Linked DNA regions of Mus musculus: regions 1, 3, 4, 5 and 6 are each linked to region 2. Evidence: chromatin loops called from intact Hi-C (ENCODE). Cell type or tissue: heart. All regions are shown on one strand. Each heading gives the region's core, and the rest is flanking DNA. Links, peaks and the distances in the headings are about the cores only.

Region 1 (5,197 bases), core at 516-4,515, 67 kb before region 2:
TGTAACAATATTCCAAATCAAAGCTACAGGTCTACTTTCTATCTCCATTTTCCCTGATAGTATTATGAGTTTTCTTATTTTGGAGGTCAGCACCTCACTGTGTCGCTGGCTTGAAACTACTACCCTTAAATTCCCAGGGACTGAGGACTGGAATGTCTATAACATGTGCCACCACATCCTGCTAAAAGAGATTTCTAAATCCCAGCACTTGGGAGGCAGAGGCAGGCAGATTTCTGAGTTCGAGGCCAGACTGGTCTACAAAGTGAGTTCCAGGACAGCCAGGGCTACACAGAGAAACCCTGCCTCAAAAAACAAAAATAAATAAATAAATAAATAAATAATAAAAATAAAAATAAAAAGAGAGAGAGAGAGATTTCTAACCCAGGATCCTTAACTATCCGATGACAAACACAGTCATCCTAAGAAGGAAATCTTCCCCCCAAGTCATCAAAATTAATATTTCAAAACCAATGATTTAAAAAAATCTGTTTCCAAGAAATGATTTGTGGCCAGATCCCTTTTGCAAAACAACAACTAAGTGAATCCATCCGCATGGGGATTGGTGCACTTAGCAGTGCTTTGTAAATGACTCTGGTTTGTATTTCTCTCTGCACAGTTGGCAGGTAGACAGCTCCGCTGTTAAGAGATTGCCTCTCTGGGGACAGACCTAGCTTGCTGATTGGTTCCTCTGATCTTCGAAAGGCATCATGAATTGCTTAGGGTTGGATGCACTGTGTGCTTTTTACGTAAAATCTATACTTCAGTGCTTTCAAATAACAAAGAGTTTGTGTTATTATTAATTTCTAACAGAACCTCAGGATAATAATCTCCAGCAATTCTTACAATAATGCAAACCTATGTTTTTTTTTTTTCCCATTTGAACATATTTTATCCACTTAGCCTAGAAGCTAAGGCGTTTATTAACTCATTTATATTGTCGACTGAATATACGTATTTTTAATTCTTTGTTAGACTTACCTGGTGTGGGCACATCCATACACATGGGAGTGTGCGTGGTGTGCATGCATGTGCATGCACATGTGTGTGTGTATGATGTGTGCACGTGTGTACATGTTTGGGTGTGCATGTGTGCTGGCAAAGGTTGAGGTCAGAAGACAATTTTCAGGAGTTAGGTCTTTCCTTCAGAACGTGGGTCCTAGGAATCAAGCTCAGGGTGTGTCAGGCAAGCAGTGAGCGTCTTTACCTGAGGAGCTATCTTGCTGGCTCTAGCATATATTTTAAATATACTATGTAACATAATATGGATATGGTTTAGACAACATAATCTGTGGAGAAGGCAATTGTTCAAGGAGAACATCAAAGAGAACCCGCAGGAGAGGCAAGGAGACAGAAATGGTTCAAGTGTGTGTGAGTTGGGAAGTGTTTAACGTATTGTAAGAAACCTGAAAAGGATTTGGACGCCCAGAAGAAAGAGACAGCACAAGAAAGATGACAAACCACAGACAGTTTAGTTTTAGGTTTCAACTGACAATCTACTAGAAAATATTTAACAAGCAAATGAAAATTGGGTTTGTTTGTGAGTTCAAAGACAAACACTCTGGAGTCTCACAAGACATAGAAATATGACAGCTATTCAGAACAAAGTGTTCCACAGTGAGCTGATATAGAAAAAAAAATGAGAAAGAAAACACGAGAAACATTAATATTAAGACCAGAGAAGCAGGAGAGAAAAGGAAGCGTTGTGCTGTAAAAGCAGAAAGTCTTGGGAGGTGGAGGGGGATTTCTGGGCAATTTAGGGGACAAAACATTACTTTCTTGAAGAGAAGGGTCAGTTCTCTCCAAAGGAAAGAAGATGCATGAGATGAGAGCTGAGGAGTGAGCACTATCTTGGTTACACCGGAGTAGTGTTAGGAATCAAAAACTAGAATCCAGCTAGTTATAAATAGCAAAGCAAAGGAAGAAATCAAGAGGAATGATTCCAAAATTGGGATGGAAGAGGTGATATGAGGGTAGATCAGTATCACATTGAAAATTTGCATTCTAAGGATTATTGCTTTTAATGACACATGTATGTCTGCACGCATGCATGCATCTGTGCGGAGGTATGTGAGTGCGGGCACAGGCGCCTCAGAGAGCAGAAGATCGTTATCCTCAAGGAGCTGGAGTTACACTGGGTTGTGAGCCACCTGGTGTGAGTGCTGGGAACAGAACTCAGGTCCTCCGAAAGAGCAATGTACATTCTTGAGTGCCGAGTCATCTGCTCAACCGCACAAGCCATTTTAGGGTGAGAGGAGCATGAGACTATGTTGTGGGGAGAAAACACTCTTCTACCAAAGAATTATTTGAAAAAAAAAATATATTCAATCTCATATTGTGGAAGGCATGTGTTTTATATCATAAGGTTTAATAATAGCTGTCAATTGAAGGAAAATATATTCGGTCATATTGGACGCACGTATACCTCACATACTTTCTTCTTTGAATGGAAGGCAAGTTCAATGATAGGGACTACACGCACTTCCATCCATAGCCTCCAAACATCCATCACCATGGAAGTGTCTCTAACTGCTCTCCTCTTACACTCTCTGAACAGCAGTTTGCACTAAAACAAGCCATCAGGAAACATAGAAACTATTTCCCAGGTAAATGGTAATCCATATTATATCCAGTAAAGGGGAAGGGGGGCTCTATGGCAGGCACATGATGATGGGTAAACAGAAGAGAAGCTCAGAAGAGAGCTAACTAGAATGATCACATGACCTCAGAAGAACAGAGAAGAAGAGAGAAAACACCCTGGTCCCTGCCCACTCTCCAGTTCCTAGCTTTGGACCAGAGAGCCAAGCTCTGCCTCATATCCCTGCGATGATCCCAGCCCACGTGAATGAGAGGATTCTGCTCTTTCTTTCTACTGAAATAATCATGCCTAGAAGCTGTGGGCCTTTCCCTGGTTCTTCTCAAGAACATTTCTAATAGCAAGGTCTACAAACACAATATGACAAACACACAAGGCAACGTCGCAACAGGAGCCTGTTGCAAAGGGAAAATATTCTCAATGCCCAGCCATGATGCTATGAACCTTTTACAGAGAGGAAAACCATTATTGGCGTTCAGTCACAATGCTACAAATCTTCAATTAAGAGCAGCACATTTTCAATGCCCAAACATAAAACTATGAGCCTGTCCTAGAGAGTAAACCATCTCAATGCCCAGGCACAACATTGTGGAACTATTACAGACAGCAACACATTCTCAATGCCCTGTCACAATGCTACAAAACCATCACAGAGAGCAACACACGCTCAGTACAAAGGTACAACACTATGAACCCATGATTAAGAACAGAACATTCTCGATGCCCAGCCACAATGCTGCGTACCCATCGTAAAGAGCTGGTGGCATGCCTAGCACAGTGACTTCCACTAATAGGAAGGAAGTAGTATTACAGCATTTCCTTAGTTTATAGAAAAGTCATTATGTATATGGTTCTTTTTGCATTCCTTCACGTAATTCTAGTATGTTCTTTATTATACAGTTAAATATTATATCTCCTTTAGTGAACTAGAGAAAAGGTTTTTATGCTACCCCAAATCATCTCCTAGATTGTGATTGCCTCAAAAATTCTTCTCTTCTGTGAATAACAACACCATCCCTCTCTCTAGGCTACAACAGATATTGTATGTCCAACTATTCTGTTTACGGCACACAACAAAGGATGAGACTAGCTGCCCTCCCCACGTTGGTTGCTAATTCTACACCTGTGGAAGCACAGTTCACTGTGAATCCTGCTGAGCCCTTTTCCGAACATTACTGCATCTGTTCCTCACTTAGCCCTCCTAGCGTGGATTGAAGGTGAAATGCACCTCAGATCTTTATGTATTTCAGTGGCTTTGTTTGGGAAAGTGAACGAACCTTTGGGGAAGTGGACCCTTACTGACGAGAGTAAGTCACTGGGTTAACCCCTAGGGCTTCACAGTTTGCCACCCCCGCCCCAGGCTCTCCTTCCTGTGTGTCAGTGACATGTGATCACTCTGCTTTCTGACTGCTAGTCCTGCCTCCTGCTCCTGCTGTGTCTTTACTGCCATTCCACATAAGCCAAAACAAGCCCTTAATGTGCTGTTTGTCAAAGTCGTCTATCACAGCAGCAGAAATAGCCAACAGACCTTGCAAGTCGGTTTGATCTAATTTCAGTCTTTCACATCAGTAACAAGCAGCTACATCAGTATTTTGCCTGAGTACCTTCCTCTCGTCTTCTCCACCTATCCTGCTTAACACGCCAAGCTCTGCCTCTCTCCTGCTCCCTGACTGCATGGCACTACTGCTGGTAACAACTATGATCTGGAGAGAGGAGACTGAAGAAACAGGCATGGCTTGACCTGAGAACTTGTCATATTTTGGGTTGTGAGTCTATTCCTTGATGTCTTGCACGCTTAAGAAACTGACGTGAGGAAATTCTGCTGAACAATGAGAGGCAGGACAATGGCTCTGCCTGGAACTTGTGTCCCTCCCAATGTCTCCGATGTGGAGCCTAAGAAGACAATCTGGCTCACTATGGCGTGCTGCTCAACCTGATATGATATACAATAGGGCCACATCTTAAACAAAATGAAAACCCTAACCCATTCTACCAACAGAAGGTACTTTCTTTCCATAAGCTCCTTCTAAAGGTGACTCCAGCATTCTAAATGTTACTTGTTTTCTGTGAAAATCACATCAAATATCATTTTTAAATTTTCAAATGAGCATCAATATACAAATGGACATATTATGAAACAATATGTAATAATAAAAATATGAACTTACATGTTTGGACAAGTTGGGACTCTTAGAATCAACATCATATCTGAAATATTAAAGTATGAAATTCAAATTATTCTCACAAAAATACAGCTAAGAAATAATGTTTCATGGAACACACAAATGCTAAAGGTAATCTGAACAATAACCAATGGGACGAGAAACAGATTTTAAATTTCCAAACATCCAAAGACAGACGTGACACCTGTGGGTCATCTGAATTCCAAATAACCAAAAGCATGACCTCTGTTGTTCGAGAAGTTGCAAATCCATCTGTTCTTTCCAACTGTCACTCAAGTGACCCCAAAGTCTCTTTAAAATGAAATATTTTCCCCCTGGATATGAAAACTGCATACATCTTATTAACAGCACATGTATATTATGTACATTATAATTCTTACCTGATAGCTTAAATTCTGTTGTTAAGGTTGAAAACTCACTG
Region 2 (5,197 bases), core at 833-4,832:
TGATAGCCACAATAACCCTGCCTAAGACTTTGTATCACAACAGTAGCACACAGCTTAAGACATTGTATCATAAGAGTGCAGAGTTTTTATTTCCTAGCTAGCACTGCCATGTATGGTAACAAGCTTAGATAAATAATAAAAACCAGTTTTCAGGTAATAATAGTGAATCACAGGGTCAGAATTTGCACCCAGGACGCTGACTTCGAAGTTCAAATGATACCACCTCCTAAGGTGGCAAGAGTTCTCAACACCACAGAAAGGAAAAGGACTTGTCTGAAGCTATCAAGTTGTCAAGTACACGTGCCCAAGAGTAGAAATTACGTCCAGTTTGGTAAGAAACACACAATGAACTGAACCTAGACAACTCAAATAATAGACTAGGCCTGGACAAGCTTAGAAGAAATACTTGATACTAAGTGTTCCTTTCTCTTTAAGATTCTTTGATTTTTTTTTCCCCTATTTGAAACTTTTTTTTTTTAAGTTCCAAAAAGTAACCCCACATAGAAGAAAGACTCCAGGGGCTTGAGTAGGAAGCTAAAACAAACTGGTTTAAGCCAGTGCACTTCAGGATCCCAGTATACCTACAGCAAAGCATTAGTATCTTTGGTACATGAGACCAGGACTATCTCACCTCACTCCGAAGGAACTATAGGCTATTCAGAGTTGATGTGCCTTGTCTGTTTAGGGCCCTCCAGATGCCGCAGGATTTCAAACAAATGACAGACCTCTAAAAGATGCTGAGATAGTAGAATTCCTGACCACCCACTGCCCATTGTGTTATACGGTGTTAGGTAACAGTCACCTAATATTAAAGCCAGCTTCAGAGAGAAGAGATTCACCTACAAATCGCCACAGGAGTCTGCCAGGCAGCTGCTAACTGGAAGGAGCCTAGTGGAGCATTCAAAGCAGTTACCCCAATAACCCCAGGGCTGATGTCATGAACTTTCACATTCTGAGGTGAATCAGAGCAAATCCTATGTTATCCCAGGGTTTTCCCCTACCAAAGAACATGGCCACTTGGGGAATGGGTGCTAAAACTTGAATTTCCAAGAAACTTTAGTTTCAGGGCAGGAATGTTCAACCTGTGGGTCGCGACCCCTCTGTGAGTCACATGACCCTTTCACGGGGCTCACCTAGGACCATCAGAAAACACAGATATTTACATTAGGATTTGTAACAGTAGCAAAAATACAGCTATAAAGCAGCAACAAAAATAATTTTAAGATGGGGGGATCACCACTACATGGGAAACAGCATTAAATTGTCACAGCATTAAGAAAGCTGAGAACCTGTTTTAGCGGCGTTTAAACTTCAGGGTTTGTTTACAACAAAAATCACTCATGCTTATTAAAGTCTTTTACAACGATCTTTCCTTACAGAAAGGCTAAGAACATGTGAGGGCATTTAAAAACACGGGGGCGTAGAGGGGTAGGAGTGAAGTTTTCCAACGAGACCGGTGAAAGGAAGTATTCAGCCTGGAAGTGGGCACCTGGGTACGTGCAATGTAGTATTCTTAATATAGCCAACCATCTAATTCCCCAAAACTGGGGCAGCACAGCTATTCTACCTAACTTACTGAGGATCTGGCCCAGGGAGTATCAGGAAGGGAGTCTGAAACTGGCAGTCCTTGAGAGTTGCTGAAAGCATTCTGATGTTTGTCTACCGGCGGGCAGAAAATAAGTCGTGACTTCTCAATTCTTAGGTAAGCCTCTGCCTGGAAGACTGAACCTGGAACCGCTACAGGCCTAGGGTAAACGTCCCGGAAGGGTGGAGGGTAAGGAAGCTGGATGGTTCCAGGAAGTGAGTGGGGAGGAGGAAGCTGTGGAACTGGAGCTGAGCCCACCGCATGGCTTCCCGGACGCCTGGCAGAGGGAGTCCCTGGCCAAGGTGCGCAGCATCACGCGCGCTCTTGGTAGGACTGACCCTTCGGTTCCCGACATCACTGAACCTCTGGCCCTGATTGCGGTTGTTTAAAATAAATAAATAATTTTTTAAAAGGTTGCGAAGTGGGCGGCGGCTAGGGTTTCTGTAGCTGAGTCACAGCTTTGCCAACTTTCACAACATTTCCCAGAAAAAAAAAAAAAAAAGACTCAGCCAAAGCCCACCACTCTCGTCCCCAGTTCTGTGTCATTTGACCCTCTGGGGGGGAGGAGGGGAAGGTAACGTCAGCCAGTACCACAACTAGTCCCCACTCAGCATGCAACTTCTCACCAGCGCCAAGCCTCGTGGTACCTGGAGCGCTAGCCAAGTGCCACCAAGCTCGGATGGAAGGAAGAAAAGAGAGCCGCGTCCTCACCTGCAGGACACTGACACCTCCACTCGTGTGGCGGGGATGGCCGCACTCAGCTGGTTCAAGTCCCCGATGCCCGTGGCGCTGGTGTAGCGGCTGTCCATCTCGAGCTGAGGAACGGAGCACTTGTCCCGAGCCCACATCCAAGCTGCGGCGGGCTGAGCGCTGCTCGGAGCGGAGCTCCGCACCGACGGGAAGGGGTGAGGGTGGAGGCAGAGGAAGGAGGCGGAGGCGGCGCGGGAAGGGGAGGGAGGAGGCGGACCTCGTCGCGAATCCGGCGACCGAGCCAGTCCTGGCAAAGCCGCCTCGGTCTCCCAAGTGGCGCTCCGGGCTGCTCCCGCCCTGGGGCAGCCCCCGGGCGGTGACTGGGTCTGCAGCTCGGGGGCTCTGGGCGTAGGGCGCAGAGACAGTAGGTGACCCGGACAGACACCGCGCCGTCTAGTGGGAGAGCCCCAGGCGCCGGCGATTGCCCCCCGCCCCAGCTGATATGCTCCCCACTTCGGGCTACTGGACTGATGTGGTGGTGGGGCAAGGGATGGCCACCAGCCTTTGACTCCTGGTGCAGAGGGGCGTGCCAATATATGGGGCAAGCTTGGGTGGAGTGGACGCTGTTGGGACAATCGCAGCGTTATAAGAGAGGTTTCAATGCGTCTGCCATCCCCTGCAACTTTTAGGCGAGGGTCTCCTTAAGGCAAGATCGGCGCCTTGCAACGCACTTGCCAAACCGCAGGGATTTCTGCCCTGAGGCCCGGGAGGTCGTAATAATAACTTATAATCTAGCTCCTCCTCAATCCTGCTCCTCAAGACCTGAAAGCAGGGCAGCGTAAAGCAGATGAGCAGCTCGGGTGACCGGGGAGTTTAGCAAATAGATTCCTGGCGGCGCGACTGGGAGTGGGCAAGACGCGGGGCGCCGCCGCAGCTTGCCGGGTAACCCCCACTTTCCTGCGCACACCTGACCCGAGGCGTCACTGCGGGTCTTCTGGCGATGGCCGCCAGGGGGCGGTGGAGAGCAGGGCGCCCAGCCTCAGGAGGGAGCGTGGCTGGCTCTAGCCCTGGCTCACCTGGAGAATCCTGGGCTTGTGACTGGTCTCCCTTGTGGTATTTTAATCCACTTGGAGCCACTTCCTTAAAGAATCTGTGTGGTTGCAGGGGAAATAGAGTGTAGATGCTTGCCGCTCTTCCCTGCCCCAAATGTTTGCGTCACTTTGGTCTTGTTTGCTTTCCCTGGTCGCCCCGCCCTCCCTTCACCACCCCTTAAATCCACCAGTTCTGTTTTTCTTTCTCTTCCCCCTATCACAAATTAAACTGCAGCTGATGACTAGAATTTTCCCTCAAGCTCTCTTATTGATGCCTGAAATTGATTTGGTGGAGGAGGTCTAGAGGGTTTTTTTTTTTAAGCAAACTAGAATTTTATTTTGCAGGCACCTCCTGAAGAAATAAAAGGTAAGGACTTTAGTGCTCAACCCAGAGGCCTTCTCCGAATTTTCCACTTTATCTAGGTCCATATGTGTGTGTATCTGAATGCATTGATTTACATGCACAATAGCATGCAGGTATTTAAAGTGTGCCCTCTGATGGATTACGATCGGTATCAACCCGCTAAACCATCACCACACCAAAATAATAAACCATTCCCTCGCCCCAAAAGCTTCTTGTGTCTCTTTTGTAATCAATCCCTGCTTTCGCCATTAAAACAACACTTCATCTTTAATTTAAATACCACAGAATATGGCACACTCCATGCCTAACCCGGTTTCTTTCCGTCTGTAAAATTCTTTGCAGTTTCATCTACGATAACAGGTGCATCAATAGTGAATAATCTTCCTTTTAGAGACTTGCCACAAATTGGTCACCCACTCATCTTGATGAACAGTGTACTTGCCCCTGGGTTTGGGCTATTACATACGAGACTGCTGTGAACGCTGGCATATGGGTCTTTTGTGGGCATAAGCTTTCATCACACTGGGCAAGTAGAAATAGAATAGCCAGATGAAAGTGGAAGAGTACACGTAATTTCTTAAGAAATTACTGAATTGTTTTTACAAACTAGTTTTACTATTTTCTATCCTAAAGTAATATATGATGGCCAATTTTATCTATGAGAGTTTTTTTGTTTGTTTGTTTGCTGTTTTGGTTTAGTTTATGCCCATGTCAATGCTAAAAACCCTTGGCATATATATATATATATATATATATATGTATATATATATATGTATATATATATATTATACACACATACATACATATATAAAAATATATTTTGTTTTCTTCTTGTAATTTTAGTTTCAGAATTTACATTTGGGTCTATGGTTTCTTTTAAAGAATGTTTTAAAATTATCTTAAAGTAATCTTTGCCAAAAAATCAACATAGCAAATAAGTTCACTCTTGGACACTGCCTTGTTCTGTTGACCTGTCTGTCTCTGTTTAAACCAGAATCAGAGTGTCTTAACTACTACGGCAACAGGATATTTTTAATTGATTCCTTTCCAAAGAGTTTGGCCACTTTAAAATGTTTGTATTTTCCTCACAGAATTCAGATTCACCTTGACAATGTCTATAAAAATTCCTAAATTTTTAATTGAGCTTATGTTTATCCTAGACATGGTCCCTAATAGAGAGGAACTGGCATCTTATCAGAATTCATCTTCTGACCGCAAACACTGTACAATTTGCCATGTTTTTTAGGCCTTCCTTAATATGTGTCAGGTTTGACTTGTTGGTACCATAGGAAGAGACTGGAGGAAACACAGTGAGGCAGAGACTGAAGCTGCTCTGTACTTTCCTGGGGAACTCCAGACAACTGCAACCTCTGACAGAGGCAGGAGTTCGCACTTGACACTTTGAAGAGAATGTGGCCCTGGGAGTCAGTCAGGTTTACAACTTTCAGTTCTGTGAGACTGCAAGCT
Region 3 (5,197 bases), core at 834-4,833, 82 kb before region 2:
GTGGAACTCATCTCATTACCCCAATTTGACGATCAGGCACACACTACAACCAGAGGAAATAACTTTAATACTTAAGATAACAATTTACATAATAAAATCAAGTTTGGTTTCCTATTGTCCTTTTCTTAAATTTGCTGGATATCTCCCTTAACACAGAGAAAAAGACAAAAGTAAGGGAGGGAGAAAGGGAAGAGAGAGGAAGGCAGGAGGAAGAGAATAATTGATTTGACTTATGAGTTTTCTGCTGAAAGCTCCTGGATACTTTTAATAAAGGTATGAACAGTAGCTACTGATTTAGTGTTTATTGTACCCAGTGTTCTCCAACACAAATTTACCACACAATGCATTGCTCTTTCTTTCAAAAACTATCCTAAAAATGTATTGTTAGGGTGTTTCAAAATAGGAATTGGAGCTAAGGAATTTAAAGCAAATTTGCTCAAATTACAAACCTGAGAGATTGTGAAACCCAGTTCTGGTTACCTCCAAAAAGCTTAGATACACCACCTTCTCTCACAAGGGCTGTATGCTTTCCTCTGCACCCAATTAACTCTTCGTGTCACTAATGTAACCCACAGTAGTAAAATTATCGTATGTGACAGTTAAGATCTGGCCTGCTGAAAGTCTACTAATTTAAAAGGCTTGGTCTCGAGGGGGGCACAGATGAGAAAGTGGGGCCTACTAAGGGCCTTTAGGTTATCCTTGTGTGTCTTCAGGAGGATGGTGGAGCCTTGCAACCTTTTTCTCTTTCTTTAGTTTACCAGCTGTATACGAAAGGGCTCTGTGTTCTTGCCACAATCTTCTGTCTTTGTACAAACCAAAGCAATTTAGCCAATCGATCTTGGAGTGGATTTTTGGCAGAGAAGCCCAGTATCTATTTCCTCAGGTGCTTACTGTACTGATGGTAGGATAACAGTGGTGGTGTAGAACACCAACTTATGCATTTTGCTGGTGGAAGAGCTGAGACTTAACAGCTCTGATGCTAGTACAGTTTATGGGCAACCAAAGTAAATTATAGTGTATAAAAAACATTGATCTAGTTTGTTGAGCTTATAGGCAGCATCTTGGATACTTTTTTAGTACTGTTAAAAGACACCATGACCAAAGTAATTTATAAAAGGAAGCCTTTAACTTGGGGCTCATGGTTCCAGAGGGTAGTAGAATTCACTACACTCATAGTGGGAAACACGGCAGAAGCTGGGCAGGCATGACATAGAAAGAATAGCTGAGAATTTAAATCTTTTCCACAAGTGAGAGAGAGAAAGAAAGAGAGAAAGAGAGAGACAGAAACAGAAACAGACAGACAGACACTGGGGAGGGGGGGAGGTCACAGAGTTTTGAAACTCAAACCCCACCCCCAGTGACATACCTCCTTCAACAAGGCCACACCTCCTAATCCTTTCCAAACAACTCCATCAATGGGGACCAAGAATTCAAATACATGAGCCAGTGGGGTCCATTCTCACTCAAACCACTTCCATCAGATAACACAGTCACAGACATGTTTGAGATAATTTTACAGCCCAAACGATGTCAAAGCTGGCTATATTTTCACATGTAGAAAATTAGTGTGGTCTTTTCTTAATCTAAGTTTTTTAAAAGTTCACCTTCTAGACAAGCTGTCCCCATTTTAGCCCTCCCTCCTCCTTCCCTCCCCTCCCCCCTCCTCCTCTCACAGGGATAGGTGATCTCCACAGACATTCACAGACAACACACAGATGAGTCCTCACTGGAGTCAGATCAGCCAACACTGACAAGTTGAACTTCAGGTGCTGTCAGGCCCTCTCTGTCTTGGTTTTCTGGTCCCTCAGCTTCCTGTAAACTTTGTCCTTTGCCCGTCCTTTCTGGTGGTGACCTTCAGCCCTCGTCTGTCTCCACCTTGAGGCCTAGGCAACAACTAGGAATCCTGCGTCCCATGGATAGCCTCAGTTTGTTCTTCAAGTACCACTTGCCTCAGGGTCCCACCTTGGGCCCTCCACAGCTCCCTTGCCACTCTAAGAACCTCCCTTCATCTTCCACCCAAAACCGAGTGCCTGGACCACAAGCTACTGCTTTCCAGAACGTTTTCTTTCTGCTTCCTTCAACTCAGCCAGCAACTGGTACATTACCACAGGGCTCCATTTCCCTTCCAGGACCTGCTTTCCTGCCACTGACCCATGCACACTGGTCCCCTGTCCTTATGCAGATGTACCTGTGCCTGGGCTGAAAGGGACCAAACCAGAAAGCCTATTGCTTGAGGAACATCATCCATACATTCCCCACAGAAGATGAGAGCAATCATTCTTAAACAGGAGCTTTCTCTAGTGGTTTTCTGAGCCGGCTGAATCCATCGCTAACCTTATAGAGAGGAAAGAAAGCTCTGAGACCATTAGGGAGAAAGTTGGAGCCAACCTAACAGCCCCCAACCAAACCAAACAACAACAGCAACAACCAACCACAGAGCTGAGTGGGAGCAATGCTAATTAATTGCTAATTAACTGCAAAGGAGAGGGGCCAGGAGTCACAGAGACCCAGCAAAGGCTGCACACAAGCAAACAGCACATCACCAAAAAATGTGTAGTAATAAATATTTGGTGAATGAATATAGCCTATCCAACAAAAGAGGCTTTCTGGGAGCTGCAAAAATGATAAACTGCTAACAAAATGAAAGCGAAAGTTTTGAATACCAAATCACTTCACTTCAGTTCTTAGAGTCTATGTTTTAAATAACCATTTTTATTTAAAAAAAAAAAAAGAGCCGAAGACTTTCAATGATGGCCATAACTAAAGCTCAGAAATACAATAGTTACGTTGAAATTCTAATTATGATTATTCATTAAGGCACGTGGCTACATACAAGTAGGCTTTCTGCCTTTGTGACAAACCTGCCTTAGTTGTCAAAAGTTTGATTAATGAATAATTTAGAATGCTACTTTGTCTTCTCTAAATTCCCAAATTTTACAGTTATTATTCATTTAAAAGTGCTCGTCTCATGAGGTAATGATAACTCAGCTGCAATTAGGAAGCTGGCAAAGAGTCCGCTGAACATTTTATCAGCATACAAACCAGGCCCTTTAGAGGGAAGAGAACAAGAGGGTGCTTTGAATAACTTAGAATATAAATGGGGAAACTAGAAGATAAACCTCTGATCTAAATGAACTAGTAAATAAATGTTAAGCTAAATAAATGTTAAGCTATTTGGATGATGCAATTTAAGATAAATAACATATGAGACAACAGGAAGAGTTTGAAAATTCAGGATGAATCAATTTTGTTTGCTGTGGGAGTACTTCCTACCTCAGGAGGTACTCTGCACTGCATTTCAAAAGCATGTGTTCAGCAGCATGGGGAAGATTGCCAGAGTCCATCACACAATTGCAATGGAGCTGCCTGCAAGCAGGAAAATGCACAGACCCCCATCTGTAGCCCTAGCCTTGAGGAAAAGCCTGAAACGCTGTTCATTTTGAGTGGCTGCCTCGTCAGGGTGGGGGAAGGTGGTCCAAGAGAGAGGGGGCGGTAGAGAACAGAAACTCACTTCTCTTCTTAGGAGTCTGTGATCTCTCCTGTGTGAACCACAACATCTATGGCACACTTTGTAAGTTCCAGTTTTATATACCACATGATGAGATGCACTCTCTTTAAAAGCTGTGTGTGTGGCGGAACTAACCTCCTACCAGAGAAGTGCTTTTCTGACTTCGTATTATTAGTATTTTCTTGCCTTTATCCTTCCGTGCACATCCACTCTCTTCTACTAAAAGCAACATGTCTACAATCCCCAACCCTTTTTATCTCTAGGGGATTTTTTTCCCCCTGTTAGATGGACTCATGGGAAATGGGAAAAGACATGGAAATGATGTCATTGGATCAGCAAAGATGGGTATGGACCTGGGAGAAGATGTGGAAGGACCAGCTCCTCTGGAGAACGCCTTGATGATAGAGGCAGCCCAACAGAGCTCTCAAGAAAGGTGTGTCCCTGGCTTTCTCAATACTTTTTCAAACAAGAAAACTTTCCTTTGAGACTAAGTAATGGAGTAAAATGTTGTCTGTCTAGAAGCTGCATTGTTAACAGAAGACTCTGAACTTCAACTGTAGCCCGTGGAACTTGTTTCCTATCTATCCGTACCCTCCAGACACATGCATCTCTCACAGGTACAGATTTTCAGAAAAGCCAGTCTGTTTTTGAGCAGGCGGACCCGAGACTACCTATAATTGTTTGTTCCAATCCCTTGTTCACCTGAGGTGAAGCAATGACTGAGACCATAGAAGGTGAAAGTGTTACCAGGTACTTCTCTGACAATACCTAGCGAAAGTAGCATTCCACTAGCAAGCTAATCCAATGTGGCTTTATTCTCTGTTGACTGACTGTGTCTCAGCTCCCTCACGGTACTTAACACCTTCAATTCACCTCAGACACCACCTTCCTGTAATTTCTACAGTTTTATTTCTTGTTTCCTTTCTTTTGTGACCAGTCTCTGTGATGTTCAAATTCTGGATTTCATTACCTACTTCTACCGGTGATTGTTGCCTGGCCCACTTTCTTAGAAGACTCTCGGATTCTCACACTCAAACAAGACACCTGTTGTGGCAACATTTTCTGAATGCTTGCCTGAGAGAACTGATCAGTAAGGACACATGTATACTCAGACATTTGAGAGAACCATACTGTTTTCTGTAACCTACGTACAACATGGAAACAACACAGTTGTCTGCATTTTCCAAATCCCATAAAGCACAATGATTGGAATCCACGCTCATCGTATCTAAGGCCCTGCCTTATTAGCTGCCCAGCCTCAGTACCACTTAGCAAACCCAATAGACAACTAACTCCACAAAACCAATGCAACTCAATAGCTACTGAATCCACTCTACATCCGAATAGTGTTGCAATCGTTACCCTACCTCCTGTTACCTCTTAGCGTGAATTGACATTTGTTGGTCTCTTCGAATAGGAATTTCAAGTCATCTGAACCAAGGGAACAGCCTGATGCTGTGCTAGAGTCATTACACACCTCAATGGATACAATCATCTCAACTTAAAAAAAAAATGTCTAAGAACTAACGAAAACGCTTTGCAATTAAAGCGTGTTTTAAAATTGGAATGATGGTTGCCTTTTACGGAGGAAACTAAAACGTTAAAAATTTTCCAATAAGATCAACCACTTTAAATTATGATTGCCAGTTTATAGAAAGCACCATTCCCAACTTCTCTCATCTGAAATGA
Region 4 (5,197 bases), core at 544-4,543, 450 kb before region 2:
ACAAAGTGAGTTCCAGGGCTACACAGAGAAACCCTGTCCGAAAACAAAAACAAAACAAACAAACAAAAAAACAACAACAACAAAAAAACCCCAAAACTCTAATAATAAAGTTTTACATTTTTCTACTTGGCTGATGGGAACAGAAATGAGATATAAATTTAAACTGCAAATGATGAAGCACTTTCAATTCAGTAGAAATTATAAACCATAAGACTATAGTTACAACTCCCAGTAAACAGCCATCTTCTACATAATTTTAGGTATATTACTATCTTCATCTTGTTCCACAAAAAAAAAAAAAAAAAAAAAAAGCTTAAATTAATAGAAAAGGTACCTGGCAGTTCTGAAACCTTACATTTTTAAATTTTGAAACGTTTCAGTTAACTAAGGAGAGTAGGGAGCACATATAAAAGGAGTTGGATGTCCAACCAAGTTCTTAGTGGCAATTATTCTGACGAGAATGTCTAGCATAGGAAGGCAGCCTTGTGCTCTTCCCTTTATCCATCATATCTAGCAAGGGCCAGAAGCTTCTATGGTATGCACTGGCCATGATTGAGCAAGCCCACTGGGCCTGAGGTCAATTGTAGACTAAATTATCTGGGAATGGTCTCAAATTGGTAAGTGTAACGTGTTCTCTGTAATCAAAGAGGATGTAAAGGGTGGAGGGAGTTAAGAAACGTCATCATGAATCCTAACGTAATTTAATTCTGGTTATTTCTAATAGTCGAGGAGAACTAGTAGAATACCCAGTTTCTTTTGATTCCAAGGTTGACAATTTAAAAGCAATCTCAGCTGCTATATGATGTGCTGCTGGCAAAATCAACCCGAATTTTCCAGAAGCTTTTCCTACAAAGCATCACCAACCATGCTGAAAACATACTTTGTCTTCAGCTTTCTTCAAATATCTTCCACCGTCAGTCTCAATTCCAATCTCACAATAAAGGGGTTATCTGAAGTCTCCGTAGCCCTCAACTTCATACATGTGAGCACTTTTTGAGACTACACACATAAATACTCCATCGCACCACACATTAAGATGCATAAGGGAAACGTACTCCAACAGAGACAGATATTAATGACTATTTATTACCTATTTTTAAGGACGACATTTACAGTGTCCCAGGCTGATCTAGAACTGGGAACAATCCTCCTGCCTCAGCCTCTCAAATGGGGCCAGTACAAGTGTGAGCCACCACTCACGGCAATAGCAACTAAAATTATATTCACGGAGGAGTGTTCCTCACCTACAAATGCCCCAACTCCTCACCAGGCACCAGGAAAATATTGCCCTGTAAACGAATAGATTCTTCAAAAGGGAAAGTCGCCCTGAAGCGAAGGGCTGGTTGTATGTTTCCATCTAAAAAGCATCAACCTTCATTATCAGCCAGAGACGATGAGAGGAAAAGCATTGTAATGATGGTTTTAGCGTCTCATCTCACTGGCAATGGAGAACAGGGATAACCGCAAACGAATGCAGTTTGGGAGCTTGGAGGTTAGAAAGCTGGGACCACTCATCGCCTTCTGGAGAGCAACAGACAACACAAGACACCCTTCTTTTCCAGAGCCTAGCGGCGGCGGCAGCATCACCTACAACAGCTCCCGCGCCCGAGCCCAGACCCGCCCCTCCCTCAGCCTCTGGCCACTCTGAGAGCTGCGAGCAGTGATTGACAGAGAAACCGTCCCGTCGTTGCATAAATGCTCCACTCCGGAACCGGTGACCCCCCCCCCCCCCACGCTTCCGTCCGACGCTCTCCCAGCATCCATTGCGTTGCGTCCTGTTCCCTGCTGTCCCTCGTCCCGCAGCGCTGGGCCTCTGAGCCCGCGTTCCGGGCTCGGCGCTCCGGGCTGCCCAGGGCTGGGCCCGGGACGCGGCTGCCCGCCCGCCCGCCCGCCCGCCATGGCGCAGCTGGAGGGCTATTACTTCTCGGCCGCCTTGAGCTGCACCTTCCTGGTGTCCTGCCTGCTCTTCTCCGCCTTCAGCCGCGCTCTGCGGGAGCCGTACATGGACGAGATCTTCCACCTGCCGCAGGCGCAGCGGTACTGCGAGGGCCGCTTCTCCCTGTCGCAGGTTGGTCTCTGCTGGCCCTGCCCCCGGGACGGATCCTCCCAACCTGTGCCTTTCCTCTCCCCGTCAGCCCTCCCAGACTTAAACCGTGAAGGGAGCTGCCTAGTGACTGTACCTAGCCTCGAGATTATGGCATATTTGTTAGGTGAATGCATAAAGATGATAGCTCCTCTTGGCAGTTGACCGATTTGTCTAACTAAGCCCTAGCACTAGAGACATGCAGGTGCTCCCTTGAACATGCATTAAAAACTACCTAAAGCTTAACCTATGAGGTTTTCCACCCGGTATTTTGAACGCGGAGTGGAGGATCTTAGGGCCCCCCAAAAGTTGATAGTTTTATTCTAACTTCATTCTTGGTCGTAGAAACTTACTGTTGTCTGGATTAAATTGGCAACTAGTCAGATTGCATCATTTAAAAAAATACATATCTGACTACAGAAATATGCACAGTGCAAAGAATCTTAAGATCCACCAGAGTTCTCATTATTGTTTGCCTGGTAGTTTGTAAAATTGGGACCTGGACAATTTAGTCGCAGAATATGCATTTTCTAAAGAGCAAGCCTTAGGAAGTAGAAATGAATAACTTACTGTCTGTTGGTTGTTGTCACCTTAATAATGGCAGACAGATTTGAGACAGGGAGCAAAACGTTCTTAAAATGGGGCTGGGGTGGTAGCTCAGTGGTTGAGAGCTCTTGCTGTTGTCCTGGAGAAGGCTACCAGACTTCTTTCTACCACAGTGAGCTGCTCACAACCATCTGTGACTCTAGGTCCAGAGGATCCAGTGCCACCTTCTGGCTTCCTCGGGTACCTGCATGCAGATGTTGCAAATAAGTATACTCAGGTGCATGGCACACACACTACATCTTAAAAATAAAACTTAAGAGATGTCTAGTCTGCCAGGATTTATTAATTATGTCATAGACGATCCTCTCCAAGTTCTTCATTATTAGGACAAATGAAACTTGATTATTTATTTATTTATCTTTTTTTGGCATTTTATATCAATGGGATAACTCTTGCTGTGCTTGACTGGTGGTCTTTTCTTTCTAAGTGGGATCCTATGATCACTACATTACCTGGCCTGTATCTGGTGTCGGTCGGTGTGGTCAAACCTGCCAGCTGGCTCCTTGGATGGTCTGAGCATGTGATCTGCTCCATTGGGGTGCTCAGATTTGTCAATCTTCTCTTCAGCGTTGGCAACTTCTACTTGCTGTATTTGCTCTTCAGGAAGGTGCAACCCAGAAACAAGGTATGTGCAGGATACAGTTACAACAAGTTTCCGTGCACTAAAGTCCACAGTGAGGAATTGGCTTTATAAGTTACGGAAGAAAATGTCTACCAGTTAGAGTGTTGGTGTCTGTTTTTCAAACCTAAGTGGAAATTCTCTACTCATGTTTAGAAGATACTTGCATTTAAATTCTGGAATAACTGTATTTGAAAATCTAAAGTAGATGTTTGTTAGTGAACAAAACCAGTTTAATAGTTCCATGTTTTCTTTGGGAACTTAGGTCTTCTTTTGTGGAAATGAGTTTAAGTTGAGGAGTTTTGGTGTGATTTCATAATTCAAGTCTTGGAAGTAGATTGCCTGGGTTTAAATTTAATCCTGGCCACAGCTTCTATTAACTTGAGCAGATTTACCTCCTTTGTGATTTTAATAATAATAAATTTGTCTCATTGAATTTGTATTAAGAGTAAAGGAACTTAATAAATGGAAGGTGCTTAGGCTAGTACCTACTGCAAGACTTCAATAAATGTCAGCTATGGCAACAATGTTTATAAGGTCTTATGAATTATGAAGAGGAGGTAGGTATAAAGTACTGTGAGGATTCACCCGATACATGACAGGAGCAGAGAAATACTGTCTCAGCCTGATGGAGTGATGGGAGATAGGAAGGCACAAGGGTTTCGGGAGCAACAAGAAGCAATGTATATGCTAAGTTTATAAGCTGTTGTGGAGCGCCACTTTTGTGTGGTTGATTGATTGATTGAGACAGGGTCTCACTATATAACGCTGGTTGACCTCAAACTCTGTGTACAGTTTTGGTTGGCTAGAACTCACAGAGATCCAGCTGTCTGTGCTTTCCAAGTGCTGAGATTAAAGGCATGCATCACCACACCTGGCCTGAGGAGGACTTTAATCAAAGAGATTCCATACACTTAACTAAAATTGTTAGAAAAGGAAAAAGAAGACATTTGAGTTCAGAGTAGGCCTGCATGCTTTCTAAAAGGAAAAATCCTTGTAATTTTGTCATACAAAAAGTAGGATCATGGGGCAGGGTATTTAGTACGATTTGCACATTTCTGTTGTCTCCAGTGTAGAGATTTGAAGGGCTGTCTTCAAAGGGTGGTGAGGATGGCTAAGACGTAAGTTCAGGGTGATGCAGCTGGCCACGTCTTTTCTGTGCTCTAGTCTCTGTATTCCTCATGTGCCTTAGTCCAGTGTCTTAGATCCAGTGACCACTAAATGATTTCTTCTGTGATTCTTAAGATTTTAAGCTATTAAGAGCTGCACCTCATTAGTATTTTATCAGTTTCCAAGATGATTAATATAATTAACAATTACCAGAAGTGTTCTTAAACATGGTGTTGCAAAGCCAGAAATACAATTCATTTAAATTAAACTTCAGTGAATATTTAAATAAATCTCTTTATTAATTCAGCAAGAAAATGTCATATTTATTTTATCCTAAAAATAGTACTTTTTCTTTTTCCTTCAAGGCTTCTTCAAGTATCCAGAGAATCTTGTCAACATTAACCCTAGCAGTGTTTCCAACCCTCTATTTTTTTAACTTCCTTTACTATACAGAAGCTGGGTCTGTATTCTTCACTCTTTTTGCTTATTTGATGTGTCTTTATGGCAACCATAGGACCTCGGCCTTGCTTGGATTTTGTGGTTTCATGTTTCGTCAGACCAACATCATCTGGGCGGCCTTCTGTGCAGGACACCTCATTGCACAGAAGTGCAGTGAAGCCTGGAAGATTGAGCTGCAGAAGAAGAAGGAGGAGAGGCTTGCGCCCACGAAGGGACCGCTCTCGGAGCTCAGAAGAGTGCTGCAGTTTCTGCTGGTGTACGCCATGTCCCTAAAGAACCTGAGAATGCTCTTCCTGTTGACCTGGCCCTACGTGCTTCTG
Region 5 (5,197 bases), core at 353-4,352, 430 kb before region 2:
CAGCCAGTCTCAGTTCCACTACCATATCCTTATGTGAATGTATATGTGTCTTAGTCGATGGTCCAATGCTGTGAAGAGACACCGGAACCACAACAACTCTTATAAAGGAAAGCATTTAATTGGGGCTTGATTACAGTGCAGAGGTTGAGTCCCCTCTCAGGATGGCCGGAAGTCTAGTTAGAACCATAGTGGGAATTCTGGTGGGAGGCATGATGGCATGCAGGAAGACATAGGTCTGAGAGTTCTATGTTCATATCTGCAGGGAGCAAGAGAGAGACATCCTCTGGACTTGGGTAGGGCTGCTGAACCCACAAAGCCCATCCCCAGTGAACACACTTCCATCCATAAAGCTACAACGACCTCAACTAAGCCCCACCTCTAATCCCTCTAGTAGTGGTTGCCACTCCCTGATGACCAAACATTTTCATTCAAACTACACAGTAAGTGATCCACTGAATTTAATTAGAGTTGCTTACAAAAGCACGGGTGAAGGCAGGCTAAAGTACTACAGAACAACTTAGCATAGTCTACACCACTAGGGAAAAATGTCTTTACATCTGGCAGCAACTATCAAGTGCAGGTGTATTATTCTCAGGACTGAATAGGGATCCATGATCCACCCCCCCCCTCCCATCTAGGATGGAGTATTGATGAGCTCAAATCTTCTGTGGGTCTTATGCTGATAACCACAGTTGCTGAGAGCTCAAAGACACACTGCTGTGTCATGCCCAGAAATAAAATGCTCTACAACCCTCCAGCTTCCTCTTGACTCTCATGTTCTTTCTACACCCTCTTCTGTGATGTTCTCTGAGCCCCGAAAGGGTGCTAGATGTGTTCCCCTTCGGGTTCTGCTTTCAACACTCAGTGAATGTCAGTTCTTCGAGCAGTTATGCGTTTGTGAAGTAACCACTCCTCACTACTCTCAAAGTCTCTCTCTGTACAAGGCTGACAACAGCATTGATCTGTGGACATAAATACAAATGTTTAGAAGGTGATTTTGCAGGCATACCCTGTTGAGTTAGCAGAATAGAAATAGGGTAGTTCTCAACCGGGGTCTATGAACTTCCTAGCCATGAGATTTTGAGCATACTTTTTGTTCTAGATGTGAAGGCCTCAAATCCAGGCAAAGAGCAGCCAGTTACTCCAATATCAGATTTTCTATTATTGCATAATGACATGCTCTACTGAACGTGTCTTGCCTGGCCCATCAGTGATGTGGAATGCAGGATTCTAGTAAGAGTGTTGATAGTTATTCTCTAGCAGTCTGCAGAACACTTCTTGGCTCTGGAACACTAGCCAGTAGTTAGGAAGTTTCCAGCCTGATGCAAATATTTGACAAAAGTCCCAAAGCATAATCTGGGGGGTGGACAAATTATACTGGCAAAATTCGGTACCCTCCTGTAGAAGAATGAAGATAAATCCATATGCCTATCTCATCAATTCAAAGTGGACTTTAATTTCAAACCTGAAACTGGTCAATGATAACATGACTTCAGGATGCAGGTGTGTGCAAAAACTTGACTGGACAGGTCAAGAAGGAACAAATTGAAGCACATGAAACTGAAAACTTTATGCATAGCAAAGGAAACACAGTAGAGCAAACAGACAGCGTGGAGAAAATGTGTGCCAGCGATCCTTCAGACAGAGGATTAATTTCTATAGTATATATTTTTAAACTGCAAAAAAAAAAGTGAATGTTTCCCCAGTTTGTCAATCAACAAGTGGAACAATGAAACGAATGGGTAGTTCTCACAAGAAGTAATATAAATGACCAATAAATATATTAAAAAACTGATCTCTAGCCTTGTCCATCTGAGAAATGCCAACTAAAACTGCCATGAGTCCATCTCACCTTAATCAGGATGGTTATCATCAAGAAAAGATACAGCAACCTTGGCAAAGAGGTGGGGAAAGAGGAACCCTCCTGCACAGCTGATGGAGGTTTACTAGCCAGTATGGAAGTCGTATAGCACTGTCTCAGAAAGTTAACATTGTAACGATTGTGACCACTGTCTGGGCATGTAGCCAGAGGGTACTGAATCCCAGAGACGCTTGCAGGTCTGCATTTAAGACTGACTTATTCACAACAGCAAAGAAATCTCAATCAGCCTTTGTAAACATATGGATAACGAAAATGAGGCTACATTTTACATATACACAATGGGGCTTTATTTAGCCACAGACAACGTTCTGAATCCTCAGTAAAATGGATGGAACTGAAACACGTAAGTGTGGGAACAGTCTCAGAAAGACCAACACCACTGGTTCTTTCAAAGGTCTTATTTTAGTTTTGTATATTTTGTATGCATACATTTATGAAAATGAGGAAGGTATGTGCTAGGAAATTAGGAATGGGTTCATGAGAGGGGGAAAAATACTTTCAGCAGATAACATTTTAGCAAATGCTATCTAGGTGAACTTCTCCAAAAGTCATTGACTGGGATGTTAGTGTTGTAATACTGCACTCTAGCCACTAGCTGGCACTGTATATCTGCTCTCACTGTGGCCAGAGCCAGGTGAGATAATTCCAGCTATTCCATAGTTTTAGCTGTCACCTACCTAGGGAAACCAGAGGCCCGTGGAAGCTTTCCGCTTACAAGTCTCTTAAATACAGTGCCTCAGAAGGAAAAAAATCCATGTCCAGAAGGAAAAGAATATGCATGCTTAAGTGAACACCTCAATAATGATGCCATTCACTTAATGATGCCTCCCGGCAAAGGAGGGCAGCAACAGCGGAGCGAATGTGAGCATACAGGGGTTTATATGTGAAAATGCCACAATAAAACTCACTTTTATATACTAGCTAAATAAAAAATGGCATGATATTTCTGCCAATATAGGTTATGTGAAGACTACATTGTTATCTTCACTCATCCTGGTTTAAGTGTTAGGAATGTTTGGATGGGATTATATGTGTGTGAAACACGTGGAGTTCCCGTTCAATTGGATGAGAAGAGTCCAGTCACCGGGGCTCTTTATGTTATGGCCAAGGAGCTGGTTTACACTTGTGTCTTCTAACTGCGTTTTCTGTACTCATTACCGAAGATAAAACACGTGTGTTTAACTGAACAGGGTCTTCTTCATCAAGTAAGAAGAGTAAGGAAGCGAAATGGTGATCCAGACAGTGAGGCTTGGATCCGGTCGGGAATATTTGTAAAATTTCATAAAAGAGCATACATTCATGGCTAAAAAGGGAAAACAAGAGTCAACCTACTGATCACTTAAACGACATGCAAATTAAGCTCGAGGAGATAGGCGACTGCAAAAAGCAGAACACGGAGTCACCTTGCATACATCCAAGACCAGTTTATCAAATGACCTTAGAAAACTGATTACTGTAAACCCCTAAGCAGTGGACCCATCCCTGGGTATATGTGTGAGAGGAGTTAGGGTCTGTCCGGCAAAGGGCACAAAACTTCAGAGCAGAGTTTTCGACATTACTACAGTAAACTGGAACCAATCCCTATAGGCTCTTGGGGGGTAGGAAATACATAAATTATAGTCCAGCTGCACGCTAATAATATTAAATAGCACTGAGGACAAGCCAGCACTCACCAGTGTGGGCTCAGGGAACACGGTGGGAGAGGGGCAGGAGCTTGTAAGAGCCAGAAGATCAGAGAATCTGCTGCTGTGAGATCGAGTGTCCTGGAAATGAACGGAAGATTCACCCATGAGATCACAGCAATATGGCTACCAAATGAGACTGAGCAAGGAGACGCCTATGGAAGAGCTAACATAGAAGGAGCAGATCTCGCGGCATTCCACCCCTCAAGAAAGAACGACAGGCAGCTAAAGGATGCTGAGAGCGGGAGACTTAGTTCTCACAGGTGATGAGCCTTTAACGATTTACCCGCCCGACACCAAGTAGTTAGCTCTGAAATCTCCTATATACCAGAGACACTAACAGGATCCTTCACTTTTCCAGTCAGTGCTCTCATATAAGTGAAGGTATCTTTCAAGGCTAAACTCCCATTGAAGATCAGTCAATTGTCTTTTGCAGACTTGGGTTGGTTTGGTAACCTCACCAGACGGTTGATTCAAAGACCCTTAAGCCACACTGAGAAATTTTTAGAAGTCGTAGCTCTACATGCCCTGTGCTGCAGAACTCGAGCTTTTCCTGAGGTAGAAAGAAGAAGGCCCGCCTTGAATTTTAGTTGGGTTCATTTTCTGTCACCTGTGCTCATATGATTTACCAATAAGTGTAGAGTGGTTGCTCCCTCCTGATCTCTTGCTCCTCTTAGCACAGGATCACTGTAACAAAGCAGTTTGATAACTTGTAAGAGTCATTGACATCAGAGTCAGGGGACACTGAGTAGTGCTATGGGGTCAAAAGATCACTTTTTGCGTCGTTTCTTTCGCTGTACCAGTAGTTTAAACTGACTTGGTGTCTACCCAAGAAGAGTAAAGACCTACCTGGGCTCATGGCTTGAGTTTTCACCCTATAGTCACTTGTCCTTACCACACCTAAGCCATAGTGAAGCAGAGCTTAATGCTGTGCGGAGAAAGGAGAACAAAGTGTCTTACCTCATGGTGGGTAGGAAGCTACAAGATGGACACAGGAAGGGCCAGAGCAGGATACATCCAACCCTAAGGACTTTTCCCTCCTGGCTACCAAGTTAGGTCCCATATTCCAAAGTCCCCAGCATTTCCCAAAGCAGGACTAATAGCTGGGGACAAAGCTGTCAACCCATGAGTGTACGTTTGTCATTTTGTGTTCAAGTCATACCGTTACATGAATAGGTTTAAAGAATCATAGTCTTGGGCAGTGTTTCTCTTGGAAGCTCTATTGTAATTTTTATAAAAACTATAAAATATAATAAATACCATACTTATGAAATACCTTGCTTAAAATTTCATTTATTTATGTATTATTTTGAGACAGAGTTTCTCTGTATAACCCTGGCTGTCCTGAAAAATCCCTCTGTAGACCAGGCTGGCCTCGAACTCAGAGACTAGCCTGCCTCTGCTTCCAAATGCTGGGATTAAAGGTGTGCACCTTCACAGCCTGGCTGCAGTGCTTTTGTTGTTGTTATTGTTATGGTTATTTTAAATATTTCATAGGCAAGCTTTCTGACAATGACAAGATAGTGTTGAGAAACAGGTAGTGTCATGCAGAACTCAGTGAAGGAAATTGCCACTTATGAAGAGAAGAGGCTATCGCCAGAAAGGGCAAAAGAGTGTTGTGGGCACATTAAGG
Region 6 (5,197 bases), core at 1,064-5,063, 72 kb before region 2:
AAAATAAAAGCGAGATCAAAACAGGAAGGAGAGGAGAGGCGAGAGCAGCAAGGGGTGGATAAGAGCAAGAATAAAAAGCAGTGGCTAGCTAGCCAGTGGGTGTGCTCAGATTATCCCTGCAGCAATCTGCATCTACATTTGTTACTACTGAATGACTCAAAGTCCCTGCAACCTGAGTCCTGTTAATTATACAAAACACACTGGTTTCTCTCTTCCATCTTAGGTCTAGACACAGCATCATATTCTTATTCGTCCGATTTATTGTTTTAGTTATTTCTTAAGTATGAAGAACTGATGAGTTCTGTTGCCTAAATTGTATTTCATGTTGTAGCTACAGACTTGTCTGCCTTCTCTACTTTCATTTCGCTTCTGCCCTGAGCTTTAGAAATTTTACACATAGGAAAAGAAAGCTCTAGGAACAGGGAGATGGCTCAGAGAGTGCTTGCTTCCAGGACCGCCCTGGGACCCACATGACAGCAAGTGGGAAATTATTCTTTTCAGGTATCTTCCAATCTCCACATACATACTATGGTGTGTGCACTCCCACGTTGTGTGTGTGTGCGCGCACACACACACACACACACATACTACATAAATAAAAAATATTTTTAGATGTTAAAGGGAAACTTTGCAGTAAAAGAACTGATTTGAGTTGTTTAGATACAAACACTAATGGTTCCTATATATGATTTATTTTATTGTCACACACACACTCAGTGAGTTTACAATATAACATAATACCTTTGAATAGAATCACAAAGGTCTTTGTAGTCTGCACTCATATGCAAACTGAACCATGTACCAATGTTCTTATAGCTCAGTAGTCTGGTCTACAAAATGGACATAATAATTCCTACCGCATGTATTCCTGGGAGGATTATTTAAGAAAATACCTATAGATAATATATGCAAAGCACTTGGAATATTTAAGTCTGGAACATAATCCTCCTATTCCCTGGCTAAAGCATTGTTACATACTAATAATATACTACTTGCTACAAGAACCCAATACTGGGATAATTCTACAACTACCTAAATAAAATATCTTCAGTTCCAATCCCAGTCATGCAAGGTCACTGAAAGTGCTATGATGCAATGGAGCTGTGTCTTACACACCAACTCATTCTTCATGTTGTACACATAAACTTACAGAAGGACATTCAGAGAGCACTAACTCAGCGAACCCAGAATCTGAAAGACGTTTCCGAATTTTACTACTAACACACACAGCATATCACAAATCTAATCCTAAGCAACTTCAGGAGCATCTCACAGCCTGACATCTTTCTCTCCACAGTTCTACTTACAATAACTTTGAAATGGTTTTCCTGCTTTATTAAGGGCTGATGAAAGTCTGCATACATAATTTCCCTAATTAGTGGTTGATTTATGTTAAAAGTCATTCAGTGTTGTGTCGATGGTCCACTTTAATTCCACAAAGTCACTGGGGACAGTCAACTGCTCATGCATGACCTAACCATTAGATGTCTTCACATTGAGTTGTGATTTGCTTTTATACATTTTTGAGATCATGTAACTAATTTTTAACACGTCTATACAAATAGTCGAAGAAAAACTGAATGTTAAAAATATCTCGCCTTTGTAGTATTTTTTAACTTAATGCAGTAAAATTGAGGAACTGAAAATTTCTACCCAAAAAGATCATATCACTGGTGTTATCTGCTAACACTCATTGCTGGAATGCCTTTCTAATATTTCCTAATTAATTTCAATTTATTTTATTTTATAAATTGCATAAATGACAATGGTGAGTGAGTTGTTAGCTATATCATGCACTGCATTTAGTATGGCATCACTTTTAAGAGCCAAACCAAGCAGTACATTGTCTCAGTAGTGATTCCTGATCTTAAATAATTATTGCCTCGGTCGTATCATTTGGGATGTGAGAAAGTTCACCATTGAACAAGTGAGCTCAATATTTTAATAGAAATAACTGGTTGCAGTTTAACAATAGAGCAACATGGATTTTTGTCTTCATACCCAGGGTTTTTACCTTTAATAAAAGAACAGTGATGAACCACAGCAGTTAAGTCCTCTCTTCCCAATGTTCTAACAAAAACCTCCAAACTAACTTACAAAGTTCGAAAATCTTCCCCAACTAAATTTATCTATTTACCCTTTGGACTGATGATTTTCAACATACTTTTATCATTTTAAGAGGACACATTAAGCACATTAAGGTAGTTAATTAAGCCACTGACTGAAAATTAAGGTTTCAACAAATTGGCAGTCACTGATTAAAGCCAATCATTTTTTAAAAAATCAACACAAATACATAACATACATTTTAAAAAGCAATAAAATTCACACGTAGCAGAACCTCCATGCGTAAAATAGTACACATGGAAATAGTGTAAATAGCACCTCTTGGAAACACATTATCTTCAATAAAACACTAATTCTCGACTAAGCTATTTGAAAAGTAACATGCTATAGTTCATTTTCTCACCAGCAGTAACAAGCAAATATCTAAAAGACTAAGACTACCATGGAATATTGACTAATAATTGTTCAGTATGAAATACTTTAGTGTTAGTTACTAAGTAATAATATTAAATATTACGTAAAATCATCATGAGGACCTCTATTGATACTAAATCCTGAATAAAAGCCAATTTTCCACATAAACTATGCCAGCTCATCCAAATTAATAAGGACCTGAGTCACAATCACGCAGTCAGAATCAGGCAAGAATTCTATGACTCAGAATGTAAGGCACACGGGGATAGGAAATCTAACCCACATACAGAGTAGCAACCATTCAGGTGTGATCTAGTGAGGCTGGGTCTCATCAGCTAACATGCATCAGGAAGCTTTTATCCCCCAGACAGCAGAGGATAACAGGGGGGACAGTTACACAGAGATTTTTTTCAATGGTTCACATAAAGAACAGATCTGAGAGCTACACTCCTCTGTAGGTGTAAGGTGCAGTTGGGAAATTGGCAGTAGTGTGTTCACTCTCAACTCTTATCAAAGACGTTTCCCTCCCCACCCCCAGCAGATAAGAGCCCATCACAGAAAGCAATGACGTCAACAGGCAGAGAACTGACCATGAGTGCCTGCCCCAACTTATATTTCCACAAACCCTACACCTAGGCTGAGAGAATATTGCGGAAGAGGGGAGAGAAAGATAGTAAGAGCCAAAAGAACAGGAAGTCTGTTGTGAGATTGTGTCTTTTATATGACAGGGACACTACACCCGTGACATCTCAACAGAACCACTACCTAAACCATGACAAACCAGAAAGAATGAAAACACGGATGACATGCCGACATGAATTGGGAAAATCTGACCACATCTCGCCCATACATGAAGAAGAACAGGGAATTATCAATTGCTGAGAAGGACCAATCATCCCCAGAATAAACCTCTTCAATGGATCCAATACCAAGTGGAGCCCTAGAAATATATGCGTACAAGAAGCAGTAAAGAGACCCAGCAGCTTGTATTCACATATTTATTCACACATGAGTATACACATGTACATGTGCATTTACGTGCATGTACACACATGCATATAATAATTGAAGAAAAAAGAGGCCATGAATTTAAAAAGGAGTGGATACAGAGACATGGGAGGAGTTGAAAGGGAAAAATGAATTAATAAATATTTTTCAAGTATCTGAAACGTTGGGGGACCAAAAAGAGTTAGAGGGAGCAAAGAGAGTAGAGAAGAGACAAATACTGTGGGTTCATGGATGAAATCCTCCGAAAGTCACTGATTAATGTGAAGGAGAGAACCAGACAAATGTGGGAGACAGAAGCTTACAGGTGGAAAAATCTCAAGAGCAGCATTGTTCCGGAGACAAAAATGCAGATGAGTCAACAAGGATACCTGAGGGGAAGAAAGCGAGGGGGTGGGGCAGAACAAACAAGGAGGTGGAAAGCACAGGGTGGGCTGGAACCAGACAGAGGCATGTAGCAACAGGCTTTGAAAATGATGATTGTAGCTAACCTTCCTCTACAGAACTTCTAAAGGCTTCAGTTCACTCAAGAACCTGTCCTCTCATTTTCTCCATTTGCATTCTCTTTAAAGAAGCCTAAGCCCTAATACTCTCAATTGGTATTTTGCAGAATCCTGCCTCTAGTCTCTGAGCACCACCTAGCCAATATGTGCATTTAAAGGCTTACTGAGTGTCAAGTCAAAGTTAGCATCAACTTGGTCTCACCACCCAGGTCTCACCCCACATCCCTGGCCTCAGACACCTCTGCAGTAGAATTCACTGTTTACCTAGCTATACTATGCCTCACCAATACTCAAGAGAGCCGAGCAACTTCTCTTATTTCACAGCCAACAGGGAATCCATCTATAATCAAACAGCCATGATATATTCCAGCTGGGATTGTTTCTTCTCATTTCAGTGGCTTTAATTGTCAAATGTGACTCATGCAGTCAAATGACAACTGTTATCCTTGGTTCCGATTTTGCATCTCTGACCTCATTCTTTACTTCGGCAGGCGAGCATCATTGAAATGCATAAATCAAATCACATCGCTCTCCAGTAGCATACAACAACAAAAATTTAGACCTCTTAGGGGCATGGCCTGTAAATCTCTACATACCATATGTATATGCCCATTTCAACATTGTCACACGGCCACAGTATACACTACATCCCTTTCTCAAGGAACTTCATATTGCCTCTCCCTTTTGTTTTGAAATTCTGCCTTGCTAAGCTTTTCGGTATCTCCCCTCCTCTAAGCACACACTCATGAGAATGATAGTCCTGCCACAGTGCCTGGTAAAGGGGAATCTCTAGGGGCTTCCTCGTTTTCCTGGGGATGAGCTTTGGAGAGGGCTAGCCTGAACTTGTTTCTCTTCGGGGCCTCCGAATCCCTGTCAGTTGCCATGATGGAACTAAATGTCACTGCTTCCTACCCATACTTTCCCATTCTTTCTTCCCTGTGTGACTTTAGCCAGGATTTTTGTTTACTTTTGGCAGGTGTAGTGAGAAAAGGCACCACCGCACTTAGCTTTACATTCTAATGAGAGAAACTTGTCCTGTTTGTAAAGCTGTTCTTAAGAGAAAACACACATCATGGCCCAAGCATTCAATTTTCAAATGAAACTATAAAATAGAATTAACCTACAGAAGGAAGTTTATTTGAAGACCAGTTAGGGAAAGCAAGAAGGACCATGGAAGCCTACGCTGGAGGTTAGTGATGGATGGCCAA

Evidence for each region. Peaks named below come from ENCODE experiments on the same cell type or tissue, not always from the same donor. Only the 100,000 strongest peaks of a DNase experiment are listed, where the experiment ranks them.
Region 1: it touches region 2 in a loop (2.5-fold over the local background); 6 of 42 quality-filtered maps call a loop at or near these places.
Region 3: a loop joins it to region 2, with 2.2 times the contacts of the local background. A loop is called at or near these places in 5 of 42 quality-filtered maps.
Region 4: a loop joins it to region 2, with 2.1 times the contacts of the local background. A loop is called at or near these places in 5 of 42 quality-filtered maps.
Region 5: a loop joins it to region 2, with 4 times the contacts of the local background. A loop is called at or near these places in 17 of 42 quality-filtered maps.
Region 6: it touches region 2 in a loop (2.2-fold over the local background); 6 of 42 quality-filtered maps call a loop at or near these places.

Annotation. Positions count from the first base shown.
Region 1 is chr15:90,610,350-90,615,546 of GRCm38, forward strand. Cpne8 (copine VIII) reads right to left here. Exons shown (of 20, transcript NM_025815.2): 5 at 4,762-4,801. Among named protein-coding and RNA genes, the nearest start is that of Cpne8, 66 kb to the right of the region's middle. In heart, for the core only: no CTCF peak of the experiment used is centred there; no DNase peak of the experiment used is centred there.
Region 2 is chr15:90,676,872-90,682,068 of GRCm38, forward strand. It overlaps Cpne8 (copine VIII), which reads right to left and starts at 2,517. Exons shown (of 20, transcript NM_025815.2): 1 at 2,297-2,517. The coding sequence starts at 2,433. In heart, for the core only: no CTCF peak of the experiment used is centred there; DNase peaks (open chromatin) are centred at 1,820, 2,540 and 3,280; H3K4me3 peaks cover 2,072 bases; H3K27ac peaks cover 1,097 bases.
Region 3 is chr15:90,594,911-90,600,107 of GRCm38, forward strand. All of the region lies in intron 6 of Cpne8 (copine VIII), which reads right to left. Among named protein-coding and RNA genes, the nearest start is that of Cpne8, 82 kb to the right of the region's middle. In heart, for the core only: no CTCF peak of the experiment used is centred there; no DNase peak of the experiment used is centred there.
Region 4 is chr15:90,222,541-90,227,737 of GRCm38, forward strand. Alg10b (asparagine-linked glycosylation 10B (alpha-1,2-glucosyltransferase)) reads left to right here and starts at 1,771. Exons shown (of 3, transcript NM_001033441.3): 1 at 1,771-2,068; 2 at 3,117-3,314; 3 at 4,784-5,197. The coding sequence starts at 1,898. It overlaps Mir7648 (microRNA 7648), which reads left to right and starts at 1,820; the gene lies at 1,820-1,872. In heart, for the core only: CTCF peaks have their summits at 1,538 and 2,868 (motif pointing left); a DNase peak (open chromatin) is centred at 1,661; H3K4me3 peaks cover 2,079 bases; H3K27ac peaks cover 1,591 bases.
Region 5 is chr15:90,247,368-90,252,564 of GRCm38, forward strand. No RefSeq gene overlaps it. Among named protein-coding and RNA genes, the nearest start is that of Mir7648, 26 kb to the left of the region's middle. In heart, for the core only: a CTCF peak has its summit at 2,459; no DNase peak of the experiment used is centred there.
Region 6 is chr15:90,604,672-90,609,868 of GRCm38, forward strand. All of the region lies in intron 5 of Cpne8 (copine VIII), which reads right to left. Among named protein-coding and RNA genes, the nearest start is that of Cpne8, 72 kb to the right of the region's middle. In heart, for the core only: no CTCF peak of the experiment used is centred there; no DNase peak of the experiment used is centred there.